Regions from separate parts of the Mus musculus genome. Here all the other regions are linked to region 1. A link is a loop called in an ENCODE intact Hi-C map of the cell type or tissue named here. Cell type or tissue: left cerebral cortex. All regions are shown on one strand.

The links. Peaks named below come from ENCODE experiments on the same cell type or tissue, not always from the same donor. Only the 100,000 strongest peaks of a DNase experiment are listed, where the experiment ranks them.
Region 2: it touches region 1 in a loop (6-fold over the local background); 23 of 42 quality-filtered maps call a loop at or near these places.
Region 3: a loop joins it to region 1, with 2.7 times the contacts of the local background. A loop is called at or near these places in 15 of 42 quality-filtered maps.
Region 4: a loop joins it to region 1, with 6 times the contacts of the local background. A loop is called at or near these places in 33 of 42 quality-filtered maps.
Region 5: it touches region 1 in a loop (2.1-fold over the local background); 7 of 42 quality-filtered maps call a loop at or near these places.

The regions. Positions count from the first base shown.
Region 1 is chr13:55,403,876-55,407,875 of GRCm38, reverse strand. The region is part of intron 8 of Slc34a1 (solute carrier family 34 (sodium phosphate), member 1); the gene reads right to left. Among named protein-coding and RNA genes, the nearest start is that of Slc34a1, 6.2 kb to the right of the region's middle. In left cerebral cortex, a CTCF peak has its summit at 2,294 (motif pointing left); DNase peaks (open chromatin) are centred at 2,270 and 3,255; H3K27ac peaks cover 2,379 bases.
Region 2 is chr13:55,469,587-55,473,586 of GRCm38, reverse strand. Prr7 (proline rich 7 (synaptic)) reads right to left here. Exons shown (of 3, transcript NM_001030296.4): 2 at 1,151-1,799; 3 at 432-994. The coding sequence starts at 1,562. The coding sequence ends at 597. It overlaps Dbn1 (drebrin 1), which reads left to right. Exons shown (of 15, transcript NM_001177371.1): 15 at 1-159. Among named protein-coding and RNA genes, the nearest start is that of Mir6944, 6.2 kb to the left of the region's middle. In left cerebral cortex, CTCF peaks have their summits at 247, 1,813 and 2,026 (motif pointing right); DNase peaks (open chromatin) are centred at 1,208, 2,056, 2,319, 3,027 and 2 more places; H3K4me3 peaks cover 2,417 bases; H3K27ac peaks cover 3,510 bases.
Region 3 is chr13:55,535,078-55,539,077 of GRCm38, reverse strand. It overlaps Ddx41 (DEAD box helicase 41), which reads left to right and starts at 2,420. Exons shown (of 17, transcript NM_134059.2): 1 at 2,420-2,597; 2 at 2,672-2,782; 3 at 3,033-3,192; 4 at 3,274-3,348; 5 at 3,459-3,519; 6 at 3,653-3,789. The coding sequence starts at 2,571. It overlaps Gm46416 (a long non-coding RNA gene), which reads right to left and starts at 3,083. Exons shown (of 5, transcript XR_003950651.1): 1 at 2,986-3,083; 2 at 2,191-2,878. In left cerebral cortex, a CTCF peak has its summit at 2,273 (motif pointing right); a DNase peak (open chromatin) is centred at 2,449; H3K4me3 peaks cover 1,721 bases; H3K27ac peaks cover 1,373 bases.
Region 4 is chr13:55,513,274-55,517,273 of GRCm38, reverse strand. It overlaps Pdlim7 (PDZ and LIM domain 7), which reads left to right and starts at 3,828. Exons shown (of 13, transcript NM_001114088.2): 1 at 3,828-3,907. In left cerebral cortex, CTCF peaks have their summits at 91 (motif pointing right) and 3,611; DNase peaks (open chromatin) are centred at 1,431, 1,637, 2,008, 3,729 and 1 more place; H3K4me3 peaks cover 733 bases; H3K27ac peaks cover 1,424 bases.
Region 5 is chr13:55,328,586-55,332,585 of GRCm38, reverse strand. It overlaps Mxd3 (Max dimerization protein 3), which reads left to right and starts at 2,855. Exons shown (of 6, transcript NM_016662.5): 1 at 2,855-2,988; 2 at 3,212-3,317; 3 at 3,943-3,972. The coding sequence starts at 2,919. In left cerebral cortex, a CTCF peak has its summit at 2,022 (motif pointing left); DNase peaks (open chromatin) are centred at 2,535, 3,079 and 3,194; H3K4me3 peaks cover 1,273 bases.

The DNA.
Region 1 (4,000 bases):
GATTGAGCTTAGACGCTCACAAATATTCAGCGAACATCCCAACTACTGAGCTACACCCCAAGACCTCATTTCATTTTTTATTTTGAGATGGGGGTCTCACTAAATTATCCAGGTAGGCGCTGGACTTGCCATCCTCCTGCCTCAGCCCCCAAGTATTTAGCAGTCACACGCCTATGTCAGTAGGCCTATGGAGATACACTTTAAAGTTCCAGGAAGCAGAGTTCTCAGGCCAGCAGAAGTGTCCTTTCGGGTGGTAGAGTACCAGTCTGTCGTTTCACTGGATTATGGACTTGTTGAAAATGAAGCCAGGATTCTGTACTTTGCCCACTGGTGCCCAGGAATCATGGAGCTGTGTCAGGAGGAAACGCAATGGCCATGGAGAAGCTAAGGGTGGGGCTCAGGAGGGAGCTGACACTGGGAGGCTTATGGCTTCTTTAGGTTCTTTTCCAAGCCATGTGTCATTTAAAGACTGTATGATCAGGTTGGGGCTTGGGCCAACCCTTGTCTATATGGACAAGATCCTGGTTTCATTCCCAATATCACAAAAGTAAAACAAAACAATACAAAAAGCCTCCAGTGTAATGTCGACAGGCTCAACAGCCTGCAGCTGGTTTGTGCGATGCTCTCCCTTGAGCAAGACATCGTGCTCAGCTGTTATTCCCAGTTCACTATAGCCTTGGGGCACCACCAAGTCCAAAGGCCTGAACTCTAGGCAAGAAACTAGGATAAAAATCATCTTCTAGGACAGAAATCCAGATGGGTACTTGGAGAGCTGAGGCAGGAGGATTGTCATGAGTTTAAAGCCAGCCTGGATTAGTGTGAGATCTTATCTCAAGAAGAAAACAAAACAACAATGTTAATAAGGTGAGAGATTCTGCTGACCTGCTCAGGAGAAACTGGGGGATTAGTCAGGAAGAGTCAGGCTGGGGTTTAGTCATGGGGAGAGCCAAGTGTTTGCTGAGTTCAAATCTCCTTTTAAAATCAACTTTCTGGGACAGGCCACACCACCTCTCTGAGCCTGTTTAAATCTGGATAATTGGGGCTCAAAAGCACAGGGCACTCTTCCAGAAGCCTCAGGTTCAATCCCCACATCCACGTGGCATCTCACAAGTGCCTGTAACTCCAGTGTTAGGGGATCTGGCACATAGACATGCATGCAGGCAAAATACCAGGGCACATAAAACAAATACATCTTTGGGAAAAATAAATTGGAATAGTAAAGATATAAAGGTTACAGAAGAAAAGATCCTGACCCTTTTGGGAAGGGACTTGGAAGACCTTCCTGAAGGTCTCCAGCCCAAAGCCCTAGGAAGCAGATGACTTCTTGAGATACGTGCACACCTTACTGGCTTTCTCTGAGCTGCTTCCTGGGGTCTTCTGGGGAGGGGATTTTTGTGGGTCTTATAGAGGCTGGAGGCAGGTGAATGTCCCACTGTGGGGTTGACTGAGTCGGGGCAAGGCTAGGCTGAGGACTGAGGTATCTGGAGTGTTGTTGTTTATTTGTAGTTTTGGTGCTCCAGACCTCACTCAACGATGATTGTGTTCTCCTCCCTCCTATGGGGTTCTGGAAACTTGACTTTTCTTCCTGGGATTGTGTGACCTTAACTGAACCCAGAAAGGGAGTCAGAGACCCTAAAGTGGAAGATGGGAACGGAGAGACAAGGGAGTGACAAGGGAGGATCCACTGTAATGCCAGGCTAGGGCAGAATGGAAGGGAGAGAGAATCCTTTAAGGAGAGCATACAGGGCAGAGAAGGTAGGAACTCTGGCCTAGCTCATAGAGCTGGGAAGGCCAGATCTGGTCCCGTTCCCAAGATGTGTCCCCCCTGTCTGTGGTAGAGAAGTGGCGAAGAAAGGGAGCCGGGTGGAAGTGGAAAGCAGAACAAAAGAGTGTGCCACAGTCCTGCGCTCACACTGCGGCTGAGCTATTCTCAGCTGTGTGAAATGGAGCCGGCGGTACACGTAACCTCTCTGGCTTCCGTTGTCTCCATGACAGAGTCCCTGAAGCTGTCTTCTTTTCCCCGCGGGGCTACTTGGAAGCATCTTGGAAGAGAGAGCATCTTGGTATTTAAGAGCCTACAGGGACATCCTAGATTGAGACACTTCTGGGAACTGAAGGAGGTGATTAAGTTCACAAAGGACTTCCATACTTCAAGAGTCCTTCCTCAGGAGAGAACCACAGAGGATGTGGGCTTGCACAATAGCTTCCCCTTTGAGGGTATAGTAGCTGAGGGGCCCTTTGTTCTTCTGGAAGCCGCGGAGCACTTTAGGCCAATAGCGCCATCTGGTGGCTGCAAAGAGAACTTCTCAGAGCGTCTCCACTCCACCAGCCTTGAGAGGGTGGCGTGGTCTGGGGTGTGCTGCAGGCAGGAAGAGAAATGGACACAGATTCGGGTACCTTAGAGTGGCATCTGGGAGAATCAGCTGCACGAGGAGTGAATTTTCCATTAGGATCGAGACTTGCCCTCCATTACAGGAAGCAATAATACAGGAAGTCACTTGTACCCCTCTGAGAGAGGCTGCTTCCCATCTGCAGAGTGGAGATTAATAGCAGCTGCCCCTAGTTACCAGTCCTTCAAAGATGCCGCTTAAGTCAGGCAGGTACAGTTGTCAGTTCACACTGAGACTCTCAGAAGGGATTCCAAGGACAATGCCAGGTCACCCATCATCCCACAAGTCTCAGACGCTCAAAAGACTTGATTCCCCCTTTCTATTGAGACCAGTTTGGCTAACGTTGGGTCCAGTGTGGTGAAGGCTGGAGGCCATGAAGAGTTGAAAAGAAAAATGAGGGTAGTAAAAAAAAAAAAAAAAAAAAAAAAAAAAAAAAAAAAAAAAAAAAGGCACATCCCAGGACCATGTGATGCTGCTGTGTAAGTCACATCCCTGCAGGGGACAGGTCCAGAGGAGGCAGAGAGCAGGGTCCTCAGATCCAGCCTTATACTCCAAGCCAAGAAATGCAACCTGCTGTTAGAGAAAAAGGTTTCCTGCTAGTTCAGGGACCTGAACCAGTGCTCTGGCAAGTGACAGCTGGAACAGCAAACAGCCTGAAGGCTGGCCCAGCTGAGTTTCCGTTTGTGTAAAATGGCTGGCACACTTGGCTGGTCTCATTTCATGACTACAGTGGGTGAAGAGGTTCAGGGCACAGGTAGAGACTTGCCCAAGACAGACATCAGGACGGAAATATCTCCAAGGCTTTTTTAGATCAGTACGTGATTTCTCCTCCTCTCTCCAGACTGTGCTTTCTGAGGCTGCAGTGACTCACAGAGCTTGCCTGAGAGTGCCAGAGAGCTCATGAGAAGGTGGCTGACGTGTTAGGAAGATCACAGAGGCAGCCTTAAAGCTGTCCACGTAGGCTTTTTGTTGTCAAGCTGCCTTGAACTCTCGGAAGAGCAGAACTCTCAGAAGGGTGGCATTGATGCCGTGAGCCACTTGGGATGCCAAGGAACACCGCAGGGCCGGCTGACGGAACATGTTTCCTGAGTGCTGGTAGAAAGGACCGGGAACATCCACAGCAAGAGGACAGAAGGTGGAGGATGGGCCTGTGCCTCTGCCGTGCGCTCTGGGTTTCCCTGTAGCTTTTCTAAATGGAGCTATTTCTTGTATGCAATAATTAAGGAGAAGCAAATTGGGAAGGCTGTGGTTTGGTGAAGCAGTTTTTCCCTTTTATGGCTGAGTAAGAAAGTGTGCTAATTGCCTACTTCCTTGTGCCTAATCGCCTTGCTATTATGCCTACTACCACAGGCATAACGGCTGATCCATGAGTGCCCAACCAATCCCAGCAGTTCCTCATTCTGAGCAGAAACAATGAACTTGTGGCTCCCAATGAAAGTGCCCCTGCCAGCACCAGGGACTGCTATGTCTCTCAGGGGAGCCACCCCTGAGAGTTAGTGAGCATCACACCTAGTCTTGCTCCTTAGCTGGAATCCTAGGGTCCAAACTTCTCGATATCCTTCTGGACTCTCTTCCTGGTCCTCTCCACCTTACTTACACCTCAAGCTCCA
Region 2 (4,000 bases), 66 kb before region 1:
GTCAGGGCTTATTGATGGGACCCAGTGGTTTGGGTGGCCCCTCCCCAATTCTTTCCTCTCTGCTTGGGTTCTTTTTCACATTAACTTTTTTTTTTTTTCTAAGCACAAACTTATGTAATGGGTCGTGCTCATGTCTGTTAATAAAGAAATCCAGATCCCTTCGGGCCTGCTGCTCTGGGCCTCCAGGGGTTGATCTGGCGTGGGCGCCGGCCCTCACGACCAGCTTCCCAACTCCTGTCACCTCCGAGGCTACAGGGGGCGCACAAAAACAGGTTAGGAGGAGACGGAACATTAAGCCCTTGAGAAACAACCTTTGGTTTCCGAACACCAGCCCTCTGCTCTCAAGGCCAGTACTCGGGCACTTTCCCTAAAGTCCACATGCCCGGTCACTAGCACCTTGTGCTTAAAGCAGCTGGTATCCCCCTCCGCTTGTACCAAAGCAGATCACACACCTTTATTATCCTCAAAATGTAACAAACAGGGTAAGAAATCCCTCCCTCCCCCCCACCCCTCCCTGCAGTCCAAGGGAAGCATTTAAAAAGCCTCGCAGTCAGGCTAGGAGTTCGCCCGTGGGGCTCGGGACGCCGGGCGCCCCTCTATACGGCTGTAGTCCTCCCGAACAAGGGGATGGAGACCGGCAGACGCCAAGCTCCGTGCTCCAGGGGCTCTCGGCTGCTGAGCTCTGAGTCGGTCCAGCTGGGGAAAACCCGGCGGCTGCGTTCCGCCTGCAGACAGAGGGCAGGGCAGGGTGCGGCGGGCCGCGGGGCGCTGGGAAGATGCAGCGCCGAAGTATAGCCCCGGTCCAGGAAGAGAGGCTTGTAACTCGGAGGCGGCTGCTCCTGCTTCTCCGCGCTGTCGCGGCGGCTCAGAAAGGGCGTGACGATCTTGCGGTAGAGGCCGCGAGTGTCCGTGAGCACCTCGCTGTAGGGAGGCGGCGGCTCGGCCATCAGCACCGCCTCCTCGTAGCACGGCGGCTTAGACATGTCCGATTCCGCTGCGGAACGGGAAGCGGGCTGGTGAGGATGAAGCCGCCGGCCCGGGGCAGAAGCCTCGCCCAGCCACCACCACCCCAGCCCGCTTCTCCCGGTGCTAAGGGTGGGGCGCCTCCGGCATGGGCAGGGAGCGCTCGCCTGCCGAAACGCAGCCTTACCTTGGCGCGGATAGCTCCAGGGCCGGGGCGGCACGGCGAGGTGCGGCGGCGGTGGGTGCGGCAGTGCGTGATGGTGTGGGTGCGGGTGCGCGTGCGGCGGCGCCGGCCCGTGGTGCAGCAGCGGGTGCACGTGCACGTGCGAGTGCGCGTGCACAGGCGCCTCCAGACGGCTGCGGTGCGGTGGCGGCGGCGGCGCCAGGCCGGGAGGACTTCCAGCCAGGCTGCCCTCAAGCTCGAGGGGCTCCAGCTCCAGGGCACGCAAGTTCTGCTCCCTTAGTCGCTCCTCCTGGCGCCGTTTGAGGCGGCGGCGCAGGAAGCTGCAGAAGCAGCAGAGCAGGACGATGAGACCCCAGATGAGCCAGAAGCCGGCGAAGCAAGTGAGGAACGTGTAGGTGCCCTGGGACATCACCATGGCTGCGGCACAAGCGGCAGGTCCTCGGCGGCTCTACTGGACGCTGGGCTCCTCGGCGTGGCCCCGGGGCCGCGCCACGCTCCCAGGTGCCGCCAGTGTCACTCGGGGACCTGCGGCCGGGGGCTGCCTGCGGCGGGGCTCAATAGGCGCACATGCCGGCGAGGGGCAACTGTGGTTCCCGCTCCTTCCCATGGCGCCGGCCGGCGCGGGCCTGCTTCACCCGGGGCCGCGAGCGACCTGCGGGGCAGACACAGGGCTCAGCGAGGCTCGCCAGGGTCCTTGGTGACTCCCGGCCTGCATCCGCGTCCCGCGCAGGGCCGGGGATGCCTCCTCGGTGGGAACCCCCGCACTCCCCGGGGGCCGGGTGACGTCACCCAGGGATGACGTCACGCCCCGAGGTTTCCCCGATAGGGTTTCCCCCGAATCGGGACCCGGCGACCGCGTGCTGACGCGACCCAAGAGAGGCCAGTAGGGGGCGCGCGGAGTCCGCCCGCGACCCCAGGGTCCAGCTTCGAGGTGGTTTCGGAAGCTGTGACTGCCAGGACGCTGGAGTAGTCTTGGCGCGGTGTTTTGGGGGCGAGGGAAAGGGCAGTGCACCTCCAGGAGGCCCACCAGCAGTCCGCTTGGAGCCCAGTTTCTGCCCTGCACTGCTTCCAACTATTAGCCACGCCTGAAAGAGATTGGCGAGTGGCTGCCACTGCATGCCACCAGCCCGGTCTTTGTCTGTTCCCAACACCGTGTGCTGGGCGTGGGCCAGGCCGGCTTTCCTTCCTCTAGGCGCCTCTGCCAGCCGGATTCTAGCCCCAACTCGACTTCCCACACCACCTACTCATGCGCAAACCCCACTTGGCTGCACCTCTCTTACTTCCAACCCAACCCCCTTCCTTCCACTAATCCCTTTCCCTCTTTGTAAAGTGGGGTAGAAAATTAGATTTGTCTTTCAGACCCACCTAGCCCTACAGTCAGGACAAACCCTGGTCTCTGGGTCCACCTCCTATCACAGCAGGGGGCGACATCTCTGCATGGGTGGGGGGCTACAGGGGTTGGTGGGAGAGAAGTCTGGAGCCCTGACTGCTTAATTAAGGCCAAGCAACAGACGGGTCACCATCCCCACAGAACAGAGATGGGCCTTTCTCGAATACCTTCTACCAGCAACTTACACAACCCTGTGGGTAACAGTGTCTTTCTAACTCACAGCTGGGAGCTGGAAGAGCAGTTAACTGCACAGACCGCAGCTCTAATTTGAACCTAGGTCTAGTCACCAAGCGCTGGCCCACTGAACTTGTGAGAAGGAAGGTTTTCCAGGAGCTTCAAGGAAATGCCTGGCCTTGGCGCACCCACACTCACTCAGCTTTGGTGCCCGAAATCAGCTTAAGACTCGGGCTGAAAGGGTGCCAGGCCTTGGCCACCCCATCTCCCCAGATGGCTCCTGTCTGACTCTCTGGCTGCCTTCAGCCATGTGTCACTTGGTGCCCGTGCCAGTCCTATCCTCCTGGGCCTGCGTTCCAGAGCAGACAAGGGTAGGAACAATAGCTCTGCCCGCCCCCTTGACAACCCCACCACGAGGCTGCCATGGTGATGCAGCCCAGATAAAAACACGATGCTGCCAGTCACTGGGAGTTAATTAAATCTGTTGTTCTCTTTCCTTGAGCCCTCAGGAACAGGAATGTTCTGAAGAAATAGGCACAAGCTAGAGGTTTCAAGCAAAAGGGCAGAAACAGTTCCGGGTTAAAGAAGGAATTTCTGTGGCTGGAGTTAATGATGCTTGCTAAGTTAGAAGTATCTGCCAAGAATCAGGGGTGACATGGGTCTGCAATGATGAAGATGGCTCGAGCCCAGAAGATGGGCTATCATGGACAGCATGATGTCACGGTCCCTTCTAAGAGTATATAAGGGGAAGCTTTAGAATAATGTCAGGGTCATCAGAAACTGTCCTTTCTTTCCAGGTAATTGTCATTTTTGAGACAGGATGTCACTATATAGTCCCAGCTAACTTAAGAGCAATCCACAGGCCTCTGCCTTCCCATTACTGGATGAAAGGCATGAACCACCACCACCACCACCACCACCACCACCACCACCACAACTGGCTTCATGCAGAATCTTAAGGGCATTCACATTACCCTGTCACTTCTGGTTGCACTGTTCTCTGAGAGATGAGGTGACACGCTCAGAAGCAAGAGCAAGCCTCGTCTCATGTGGCACAGCTAAAAGAAGGCGCTAAGGTTTAGCCTGTATCTCAGTCAGTCACTGCCCACTTCCCACGTGGCAGGCTGTGGATGAAACTCTGTTGGTCAGCACTGGGCACCAGAGACCCTGAGAACCCCTGGTCGTTAGGTTAACTAGTCGCCAGACTTCCTGTCCAGGCTCTGGCCCACCTGTTGTGGTGTAGCTCAGGGAGTGGGGAAGAAGTACAAGATGGAGAGAGAGTGGCAGCT
Region 3 (4,000 bases), 130 kb before region 1:
GCCCAAAGGTTGTGGCTGTTGTCACTGTCTAGGCCCTGTCTCCTATTGGGAGGACTCAAGTACATCAACCTAGAACACTATATGGGCTGGGTAGCTCGACAATGGCCGCCTCTGCATAGTGAGAGGCTGATTCAGTCTAGTGCTTCAGGGTTGCTGGGAATTGAACCTGGATCCTCTGGAAGAGCTCAGTGCCCTTGACTGCTAAGCCATTTCTAGCCCTCAAGAGAGTCCCTAATCCACCGGGCAATGGTGATGCATGCCTTTAATCCCAGCACTCGGGATTTCTGAGTTCGAGGCCAGCCTGGTCTACAGAGTGAGTTCCAGGACAGCCAGGGATACACAGAGAAACCCTGTCTTGAAAAACCTAAAAAACAAAAAGAGAGAGAGAGTGTGTGTGTGTCCCTAATCTTTAGTCCACATTGGAAAACTGAAGAAGCTAAGCTCTGATGTCAGCAGAGTAGTTGCAAAAGCAACATTTCCTCGGATCTCCTTATGTCCAGGATACCACTGAGAAAAGTACAGCACATTTGAGTGTAGTGTCTTCACCCCTTAGTTAATCCTTCCCGGAAATGGCCTTACAGGTTCACCTTGCTTAGCCTTTACACTTAGTTTTCCCCTCTGCAATGTGATCATGTGGACCTAGGTTGGATATGGACTTTTACATATGCATGAGACCAGAGGCCCTGAGGCCTTTACAACTATGCACCTGCAGCCCTAGCCAGTTGAGAGCTACCCACACCATACCAACACAATTGGAGCAGTTAAGGACAAACACCTTTTAGAATTAGATCTGCGTGTCCAGTGGGAATGGGCTATGTATACACTCGTAAACCTTAAAACAAAACACATACTAAACATCTATAAAGTCAAGGAATCCACTTCACCTTCCCAAATCCTATTTTAATGTGGTAGATTTACTAAAAATGTCTCACATGTGCCGTGTCCAGGCTTAAGTCTTTTTAAAGATCTGTTTTATGTGTGAGTGTTTTGCTCACACTGTAAGCCTGGTGTTGAAGGTCAGAAGAGAGCATTGGATTCCACAGAAATGGAGTTAGAAATGTGAGGCACCATATAGGTGCTGAGAATCCAATCTGGGTCCTCTGCAAGAACCAATGCTCTTGGCCTGAGCCACCCTCCAGCCCTGCTAAATGCCATTCTTAGCAAGCGTCTGCTAGGCTCTGCAGTTAACCCATACTCTTCTCCTCCCCCAAGGGAGCAGGAGCCAGACCACAGGCTCACAGCTCCTGCTTCTCAGCCTGTTTCATTTTTAGGAAAGGGAAAACAGTTGTAGCCTTTTCTCTGTATTGGTTAGCTTTGTTTTTCACACTTAAAACTGCTCTTTAAAATTCCAGTTGTGGCAAGAGTTAAAGTCTGGTCAAGTACCTACAAAGTCTAGCTTTGGCCTTCAGCACACGGTCACCAGCTAGGTGACTCCTGACTTTCTTTCACATTCCCCACCCCTCCACAATTACTCTTCCATTATGAATTCCGGGTGTTTGTTTCTTTACCATGAGTTCTTACTGTGTAGCCCCAGCTGGCTTCAAACTCAGATCTGCCTGCTGAGTGCTGGGATTAAAGGTGCATGCAACCACCTGGCTTTTGGATTTTAATTATTCTTCAAGAGAGGCTACTTGCTATGAATATCACGAAAATTGATTTGCACTTCCTTTGTGATTTCATGCTAGGTATTGTGATTATACACAATCCCAGCACTCATGAGGTTGAAGCAGGAGGATCACCACAAGTTTGAAGCCAACCTTGGCTACATGGCAAGACCCTCTCTTAGGTTAAAAAAAAATCATTTTATTTCTCCCAATCTCAGAACACTTTGGCACTCCATGGTGATCGATGCACCTATTACAGATAAAGACTTGGGAAGGAGCAGCCAGCACTAGCTCTGTCTTTCCTCCTTAAAGTAGGACTCCTAACAACCTGGGCCCGTCTCCTTACCTCACACCAGCCCCTGAGATCTCTGCAGATGCCCCAAGGAATCTGGTTATTTGCTCTACACTCTCAGCCCCTTTCCTGCTCTCTTGATGGTGACTCCTCCCTCCACTAACTCGAAAACCCAGATCCAGCATCTCTTCTGTGCTATCTCTAGCTTCCCAGGTGGTCACTCTGAGATGTATATCATTTACACACATAACATACAAGGTTAAAAAAGACCTTGACCATTATTTTACTTCTGACCCGTCGGAACAGCGGTGTTATCTCACGTTAATGAATAATATTTTGCGAGCACCGCTTGCAGGGCTGAAACTCCTGGCCGCCAGAGGGCACAACGCTCCCCGGGAGCGTGCGGGAAAGGACAGCGTGCGGAGGGTAGGGCGTGTTCAACAGATTCATCCTTTAACCCACGACTTGGATCTTCTGCGCATGCTTCAAATCCTCCCGCTACCCACAAGGCTTCGCCAGACCCAATTGGCTCCGCTGCGCGTCCGTAAACGCGCTGGAAGAAGATTGTCCCGGTTCGCGATCCGGCGCTCACGCCGTTGCTAGGCGACCACAGCAGTTTTTCCTATCTGATTGGAGCTCAGATGCCCTGGCATTGCGCATGTGTGCAGCCTAAGATGGAGGATTCGGAACCGGAGCGGAAGGTGGGACTGAGGTTTGGTCCACGCGAGGGGGTGCGGGCAGGGGGAGGGGCCGCGGCTGACTCGGGTCTCCGCAGCGGGCACGCGCGGACGAGGCGACCGCGGGTGGGAGCCGCTCCGAGGACGAGGATGAGGACGACGAGGACTACGTACCCTATGTGCCGTTGCGGCAGCGCCGGCAGCTACTGGTGAGGGGCCGCATCCCTGGTGCAACGGCGACATGTCCCCGGCCGTCAGCGGGAGGGGGGATCTGGGGAGCTGTAGTCCTACCTTGGGTCGTGGTTCTGAGGAAGACCAGGGACTAGTGAACCTGAGTTCCGGACAGACGTGCGCCTCAGTGCACACGATCCCCTTCCCGGAAAAAGCCCTCCCGGGTGCTGTGCCCCCTCACCTGCTGGGTCCTGGGCTTGGCTCTGAGGGACACTGCTGGGACCTCAGCTCCAGAAGCTGCTGCAGCGAAGACGCAAGGGCGCTACGGAGGAAGAGCAGCAGGACAGTGGCAGTGAGCCCCGAGGAGATGAGGACGACATCCCGCTGGGCCCTCAGTCCAATGTCAGCCTCCTGGATCAGCACCAGCACCTCAAAGAGAAGGCTGAAGGTGGGCCTAGCAGGAAGGAGAGAGGACGGGCCTAGGCCGCAGTGCTCCTGCTTCTCTGACCTCTTCGGCTTCTTTTCTCAGCACGCAAGGAGTCCGCCAAGGAAAAGCAACTGAAGGAAGAAGAAAAGATTCTGGAGAGTGTGGCTGAAGGCCGAGGTACCATTATAGTTGGTTCAGAGCAGAGGTGGACTGAGCCACCTCCTCCCGATTTCAAAGGCGAGACCTCTTGGGTGGTCTTGCTCATTGAGCCATGTCTGTCTCCTCAGCCTTGATGTCAGTGAAGGAAATGGCCAAAGGCATCACCTATGACGATCCAATCAAAACTAGGTATGCCTTTCCAGTAAGTATATGAGGTTGGGACTGGCAGTGGTACCCTGACGCCCTGCTGTGCGGACTGGGGAGGGAGCTGCCCCACCATACTCTACCGTGTTGCCCTCTCCTGCCCACCACCTACCCATAGTTGGACACCCCCGCGTTATGTCCTGAGCATGTCTGAGGAGCGGCATGAGCGAGTTCGGAAGAAGTATCACATCCTGGTGGAGGGCGATGGTATCCCGCCACCCATCAAGAGCTTCAAGGAGATGAAGTTTCCTGCAGGTACCCGAGGAGAAGGGAGACACCGTGCTTTATCATCTTGCCCCTGTGAGGTTGTGTATCCCAGCACCCACTGCGCTCAGCCGTGGGAATGGAGAGTTGGAGATAGGAAGTCTCTCTGTGGTTGTTGGTGGTACTTGGTTTTGGGGGGAGGAGCTCTTTTGAGACAGGATCTCTTTCGGCAGCCCAGACTGACCTCAAATCCAAAACAGTC
Region 4 (4,000 bases), 110 kb before region 1:
AAACAGTCAAAGTCTCAGTTGCATGGGGATTTCCATCTTCTTCCAACTAGTTTAGAAGACCTTCAGAACTAAGAGACCTGGCCATGGAGCTGCAGGGATCCTGGCCACCAGAGGGCGCTGTATCCTTCCTAGTCCCTGCCTGTTCCAAACCTGGAGGCTGTGTGTTCTTGAGAAGATCCAAAAAGATGCACCCAGGCCCATGCCTTTCTGTGGAGCAAGAAAGGTCCTTGGAAGCCTTTCCTGTCGGCCGGCAGATGGCCAGGAGCCGTCGAAGTGCCATTCTCTTTCCTTCATTGCACCTTTGCAAGCCTTCCTTCATCTGATCATATCAACTCCGTGCAGGTTCTGAGGGCAGGCACAATAGGGGCACAGTATATCACAGGGTGGAAAGTGCTATGGGGAAAACAAAGTAGGTTAAAGGACTAGGGTATGATACAGGTATGGTATCATGGAACTGCTGTTTTAAATATTTAAAATGTCTTTGTTTATTCTATTTGTCTGTCTGCATGTATAATCTACGCACCATGTACATGCCTGGTACACAGGGAAGCCAGCAGAGGGTGTCTGAAACCCCCTGGAATTAGAATTACAAATGGTTGTGAGCCACCATGTGGGTTCTGAGAATCAAACCTGGGTCCTTTGAAAGATCCGCTGGTGCTCTTAACTGCTGTGCCATCTCTCCAGTGGGGACTGCTGTTCCAGATGGGGTGCTCGGAGAAGACCCCAGGAGGAGGCAGTATTCAAACAGAGAAAAAAAAAATAAGGCTTTTAGATCCCTACAGAAAAAAAAATAGTTGGGCTGGAGAGATGGCTCAGTGGTTAAGAGCACTGACTGCAGCGGGGTGTGGTGGCACATGCCTGTAATCCCAGCACTCGGGAGGCAGGGGCAGGTGGATTTCTGAGTTTGAGGCCAGCCTGGTCTACAGAGTGAGTTTCAGGACAGCCAGGGATACACAGAGAAACCGTGTCTCAAAAAAAAAAAAAAAAGAAAGAAAGAAAGAAAAGAAAAGAAAAGAAAAAAGAAAGAAAAGAAAAAGAAAAAGAAGAAAAAGAAAAGAAGAAGAAGAAGAAGAAGAAGAAGAAGAAGAAGAAGAAGAAGAAGAAGAAGAAGAAGAAAAAGAAGAAGAAGAGCACTGACTGCTCTTCTGAAGGTCCTGAGTTCAACTCCCAGCAACCCCATGATGGCTCACAACCATCTGTAATGGAATCTGATGCCCTCCTCTGGTGTGTCTGAAGAGAGTGACAGTGTACTCATATATAGAAAATAAACAAGTAAATGTTTTTTAAAAAAGAAAAAAAAAGTGTTTGAAGATAAAGAAATTGTGAAATGCAAAGGGGCCCTAAGGCGAGAATATACTTGGGGGTGTAGAACCAGGGCCAGAGTGGGCTAAGTGGAGTGGGCGAGTGTGAAAGAGCTCTGCCAGTTTTATTTCTTTTTCATGTCTTAGAGAGTCAGACTTAACATCTTCCCCAAGAAGCTAAGCATAACCTCCTCCTTTCCCTTATTTTTATTGTATTTCTTTTCTTTTCTTTCTTTTTTCTCCTTTTACTTATTTTGAAGCAGGGTCTCATTAAATGGCCTAGGCTGGCCTTGAACATGTAACCCCCCTTTTCCCCAGTAGCTGGAATTACACAGGCCCTGTGCTGCCAGGCCCAACACTTGACCCAGTTTCTTAGTCTTGGGTAGGTCTTAAGGATTTTAGTTTTATTTTAAATCGAGTGTGAGCCCACTGGAATGCTAAAAAGATGAAGTGTGATCTCTGTTTTAAGAATATCACATCCGCAACGGCAAGAAGACTGGGGGGTGGGGTGGGGGGAGGCAAGGGTGATAGCGGGGCGGTCAGCAAGGAGGCTCGTAGGTGTTGAAGCATTCGATGGAGGTGAAACAGCAGCAAGAGTTAGCTGCTGCTGTTCAAGCCAGTCTACACAAGGAGACCTTATTTTATGTGTATGGGTGAAACAGCAGCAAGGGTTAGCTGTGAGAACATCGGGAGATGATGTAGATGAGAAGAGACATATAATTTCATAGGTTCTGCGGAACCAACCAGGTGAATGATGTCATTGGCTGAGACCAGGAAGGAGTGAGAAGAAAGCACAAACTTGGATTGTTTGAGAAACCTTCCTGGCAGACACGTAGACAAGGTATACATTATTGGTGTCTGCAGTTCTTGAGGAAAGAGCTCGGGCTGACCATTTTCAGTGTTATTGAAAGCCAAAGGAGAGTAAGGGCTCTTAAGGTGTGAGTTTCATGACCAAATGGCCAAAGACTGGAGGCCGATGAAGTGTTATAGAGGGAAGGAAGCCTTGAAGCTAGAAAGATTGGGATTTTAGATGAGGAAGCTGCTGGGCTTGGTATGATCTCAGCCCTCCGGAGGGAAGAGCTGGAAGATCTGGGAACCCATGCAAGTTCAAGCCAGTCTACCCAAGGAGACCTTATTTTATGCGTATGGGCGTTTTCCCTGCATGCATATGTGCGCTATGTGTGCACCAGATGCCTAGAGAGGTCAGAAGAAGGCGCTGTATCTGGGGGGGTGGGGGTGGGAAGAAGAAGATAGAAATGAAGGAATGGAAAAAGAAAAAACCCCTGATCAACCTGGTGTAGACCAGCATTCCTGTCAGAACAGGATGAAACCTGAAGGCTGCAGCTGACTTAATTGAGGTCATAGAAGACCTGGAGAAAGAGTCAATAGTATAGGGGACGAGGGACAAAGAGGGAAACGTGATGGAGACAGAAGCATAGCAGATAGCTAAAGAGGGTGGTTTTGTTTTTTTGGTTTTTTTTTTTCTTCAGTTTTTCGAGACACGGTTTCTCTGTGTAGCCTTGGCTGTCCTGGAACTCACTACATAGATCAGTCAGTCTGGCCTTGAACTCAGAGACCCACCTGAAGAGGATTTCTTCAAGGATGACAACTCCCATAAGAATTTATGTACTTGGGACAATGATGGGGAAGAGGGGGTGTGATGATGGGGGGGCTGGGCAAGGGGAGGCTGTGCACCTCTCTACTGACTCAAACATTCAGGAGAGCTCAGCTTTTCCTTCTGCCCACCCTTGGCTAAGACCGAGGCTAAAGCAGGGGCTCTGAGAACACTCCGTGGCAGCCCCTTCCATCCCAACCGCATTGGAAGAACTGTGTACTCTGGACTGGGGTTAAATGGGAAACAATCCATTCCAATAGTGGTTCTGGGGGCTCTGGGTGGAAGTCCCATGGCTGTGGACTCTACTTACACCGTCAGACAACAAGTGGCGCTAAGCCCGCCCCCGTTGGCTCTTACTATGTATGTATTTACTTGTTTGTTATATCCTGCAAGCCTTTGGTTGGGTTTGGTGTTGAGGACTGAAACAAGGGCCTCCAGAGAGCTTAGCTACTGAGCTCCACCACTAAGCTACATCCCGAACACCAGGAAGCCTAACTTGAAACTACCCTATCTCGCTTCTCCAGTTCCTAGAGAATCTGAAATCTGATGATGCTGACAATATTGACCTCTAACAGTATCCCTAACAGAAAAGTGTTACCATGCCATTTTCCTCTACAAGAGAATACGGTGAGAGATCAATCAACTCTGGGGTTTCAAACGGATGCTTTCCTCCACTCCGCCAGTGGGAGGCGCAAGGGGCTTGGGCGAGAGCCTGAAGCGGGGCACAGGCTGGGCAGCGACCCGACTGGCGAGGGTAAGTGCCCGATCTCACCTTCCCTCTCCTGGAGACTCAGGGTTTTTTGACTGGGTGGGGCCTCCCACCGACCCCGGGATGTCCACTCGTTTGGCCTGGGGAGGGCGTGGCCTAGGGCTCCGCCCCCTTCCGCGGGCTCAAAAGGCGCGGCGTCCGCGGAGGCGGGGTCAGAGCGCAGCGGCGGATCCCATCGCTGCTCCCGGAGGCTGCCAGGCAGCGGCCCAGGCGGGCACTCAGGTACCGGCGTCCGCGAGGGGGTTCCTGGCCTGCACCCTACGGGGTCCTATGGCCCGCTGAGGCGCTGGGGAGGGCGTGGGTGGTCGTGAAGAG
Region 5 (4,000 bases), 75 kb after region 1:
GTTAGAGTCCCAGCATCCGCAGTGACCCACAGCCACATGTATCTCCAGTTCCAGGAATTCTGACTCACTCTTCTGGCCTCCAGGGCATCCGGTACACACATGGTACACAGACATACATGGAGGCAAAATACTCAAAAATAACAATCAAAGTCTACTTGAAAGAGACACAGTTAAAAGCTGCAGGAGGTGCCACTGTCCTGTGCTATCCTGACAGGCTGGGGTGACATTCCCAGGTAGCCTCGAGCTGGGTGCTTCTGTCCCCCCAGCACGGATGGATGCTTTTCTCAGTCCTGTGTGCCTCTGCTACTGGGCCACAATCCGGTAGAAGAGGTGACCTCAAGAGACACAGGACCATTGGTGTTTTTAGAAGGTGCAAAGGAGGAGAGAGTCCTGGGGCTTTGCTGGAGGATGTGGCATTTGAGTGCATCTGGTATAGGCAGGGAGTGGGCGAGGGCAGGATCAGTGTGCTACGAGGCAGAGGAGGGGCACTGCCCAGCCCCTTGAACCCAAGGGCTGTTGGAGCCATCGCAGGTTGTACCAGGCATCAGTTCTACTGCAGCAAGGGGGAACTCACTGAAGGAGTCCAGCGTCTTTTTTTTTTTTAATATTCATTATGTATACAGTATTCTGCATGCATACCAGAAGAGAGCATCAGATTCCAGTATAGATAGTTGTGAGCCACCATGTGATTGCTGGGAATTGAACTCAGGACCTCTGGAGGAACAGCCAGCGCTCTTAACCTCTGAGCCATCTCACCAGCCCCGGAGTTCAGCTTCTTAATCAGGTCCCCACATCTGCAAAGGTTCTGGGGACAGGGAGACATCAGGACTATACCCTGAGCAATCTGTAGCAGGAGATGGAAGGCCTTGGTGATCTAAGGCACAAATCCATTTGGACATTAGTTATCTGACAAACTGCGACAAGGTAAGACAGCCCACTCCAGCCTGGCAGTGGTGGTGCATGCCTTTAAGCCTAGCACTTGGGAGGCAGAGGCAGGCATCCGCCTCTGAGTTCGAGACCAGCCTGGCTAAAGAGTGAGTTCCTGGACAGCCAGGGCTACACAGAGAAACCCTGTCCTGAAAAAAAAACAAAAAACCAACCAAACAACCAAATAAAACCCCCAAAACAGCCCCCCACCCCAACCCAACCAACCAACCAACCAACCAACAAAAAGACAGTCCACTCCAGTTACTGTGGCTGAAGGGGAAGTGGATCCCCAGACATCACAGGACCCAGGTGATCTAGGGACAGAGGCTCTTTTAGGTCACTGGAGTATCTGTTGGACCTGATACTTGCCAGAGCTTCATCGCCACACCTTGCCTTTCCCCCTAGGAAGGGTTACTCCTGCCTGCTCTGGCCCTATCTACATATTCATGGGAGGTCTGAGGCCAGGTTGACTTCTAACAACACCCTTCAGCCAGGCTGTTACCTATACCTCCTAGGATGATTCTGAGATGATGTGGCCTCCTCCCTCTGCTGGAACTTTCCTTGGAGAACCTTTTGTCTCCGTCCTGTTCTGAGGTCAGTCTCCTGGGTAGCAGATGTATGATGTCTGTGCCTGCACGGTGCTTGCGTGAAACCCCGACATTTGGGAACTGGAAGGAGTATCAGGAGGTCGCCATCTTGGGTTACATAGCAAGTTTGAAGCTAGATTGTTGCACATGAGATCCTGTGTCAATTCGCTCCTCCTTCTCTTCCAAGGGGAACGCACAAGAGCCTGACTGCTGACCGGAGCTGGGCAGACCTTCCGGTGTCTCTCTCCATAGCCACCAGGCCTTTCAGTCTACAAACTGTTACACAGTAGCCGCAACTCTTGGATTTAAAAAAAAAAAAAAAAAAAAAAAGGCGATTTCCCTTGGGAAGACAGCCTCTTCCGAAGGGGCCTGATTGGCACGTGACTGTGTTTTCCTAAGGCCATCTGTTCATAGTGCCCCCTCTCTGGTCCACTTGACTCTCAGAATGCCCCATCATTCCTGACTCATAGGTATGGCTACCCCTAGTGGCTATCCAGGAGCCTCCACCGGATGGCTAGCAGAGCCTTGTTCTAGATGCCACCCCGCCCCCCAGGGGCTGTCTGGTTGCAATGGCCCTAATGAGAGACGTATGTTTGCTTGCTGGCATTAGTTGTAACCACCGCAACGCTGTCTCACAGTACGCGAGTTGTCGTCACACCTAGCAGTGGCCGCTGAGGAGCTCCAGAACTCAGGGTGAGACAGTGTGTTTCATGCCCTGGCTTGGGAAGCTATCAACAGCCGACGTTTTCACGACGCCATTAACCTCCCTGCGAAGGACGGGAGAGCTAGGAGGGATTCCCATTCGAAGACCAATGAAGGGCAGATACGGGGCGGCCCGTACCGTGTCCTGCGTCCGCGCCCCCAACACAGGCGCGTGCGCATCGCCGTCTCTCGTAGCTCGCCCCCGCCCTCCTCGTCCGGGTTTTCAAATTTGAAACCGGCAGCTTTTCCCGCCCGAGTCGGGGCCCCCGCGGCGGGAGAAGGCGGGGCCGCGCATCAACCAACCCAGTCTCCGAGGCTCGCGGCCCGCCCGGAGGATGTGGCCGCGTCCCGCGCGCACGTGTAGCCCAGGCCGGCGCCTGCTAGGACCGGCGCGATTGCCTGTCGCAGGAGTGGGGCAGCTTGCAGCGCCCGGTGTCCGGGCTGCCTGACCCGGCGGAGGGTTCTTCCCTAAAGCGCAGAGCAGCAGCCCAGTTCAGCCTGGGCGGGAAGAGGCGGGCTGGGCTGGGCAGGGCGGGGCGGACGGGGTTCCCATGGGCGGGGCGGGGAGGGGCCAGGGCGGGGCGACCGGGGGCGGGGCGGGCCCTGTGCTTGTGGCACCGTGTCAGTTACATTGAAACAAAAGTGGTAAGGCGGCTGACAGGGCTAGCATCCCTAGCCCGCTGGTCGTCGGCTGTCGCCGACATGGAACCCGTGGCTAGCAACATCCAGGTCCTGCTGCAGGCAGCGGAGTTCCTGGAGAGGCGCGAGAGAGGTGAGGACAGACCCCGCGCGCGGGCTGAATTTGGCTCCCAACCTGGAGGGAGCAAGGCTGGAGGGCTGCTGGCGCGCTGCCGCCCGCACATCTATTGGAGTTCGCAGGCAGCCGGGCAGGGAGTGACTGGGGAAAGGGTCCTGGCGCCAAAAGCCTTTCCTTGACTTCGCCGTGCCAGGGGCTCCAGCTGACGGGCTGTGTTGCTGTGTTCTCTCTCTGGCAGAGGCAGAGCACGGTTATGCGTCCCTGTGTCCACACCACAGCCCCGGGACCGTCTGCAGGAGGAGGAAGCCACCCCTGCAAGCTCCTGGCGCGCTGAACAGTGGGCGGTGAGCAGGGATGGGGCAGTGTAGGGAGGGATGCTGGTCCTTAGCTGTCCCATCTAACTCTCTTCTCACTTCCTTGTTTGTTCTTCTGGCCCAGGTACCCTGCTCCATCCGCCTTTTCTACACACACACACACACACACACACACACACACACACACACACACGGCCCAGGTACCCTGCTCCATCCGCCTTTTCTACACACACACACACACACACACACACACATCACATCACATCACACAGGTCATTCACACTCCTGAATTGTCTCTACTACAGGCTTCTGCTTTTCTGTTCTTTTGCATATTCTGTTTCTTTAAAATAGTTTCCCCTCTACTGATTTCTCTGACAGGCTTATTTTTTGATCAAGTGTCACATCTGTCCAGGGAGCCTGTCTTGCCTGGCTGTCAGGGGCGAGACCCCGCAAGTACCTGGGCAAGTGTCCTGTATTTTTTGGTGTGTGTGTCTGATTCCTTTAGTCACTACCTGGGGTGTGGTGTCCTAAAGGAACCCAGGCCCTCACGAAAGGCTTCCTTGGCGCAGCTATCTGTAGTGAGGTCTGAGCTGCACAACAGCCTGGGGTTGAGGATTTGCACAGTACCCTCACTTGATCCCCTTGGCATTCACAGGTCTGTGCACAACGAGCTGGAGAAGCGCAGGTGAGTCCCAACCTGGCTCTCAACAGTT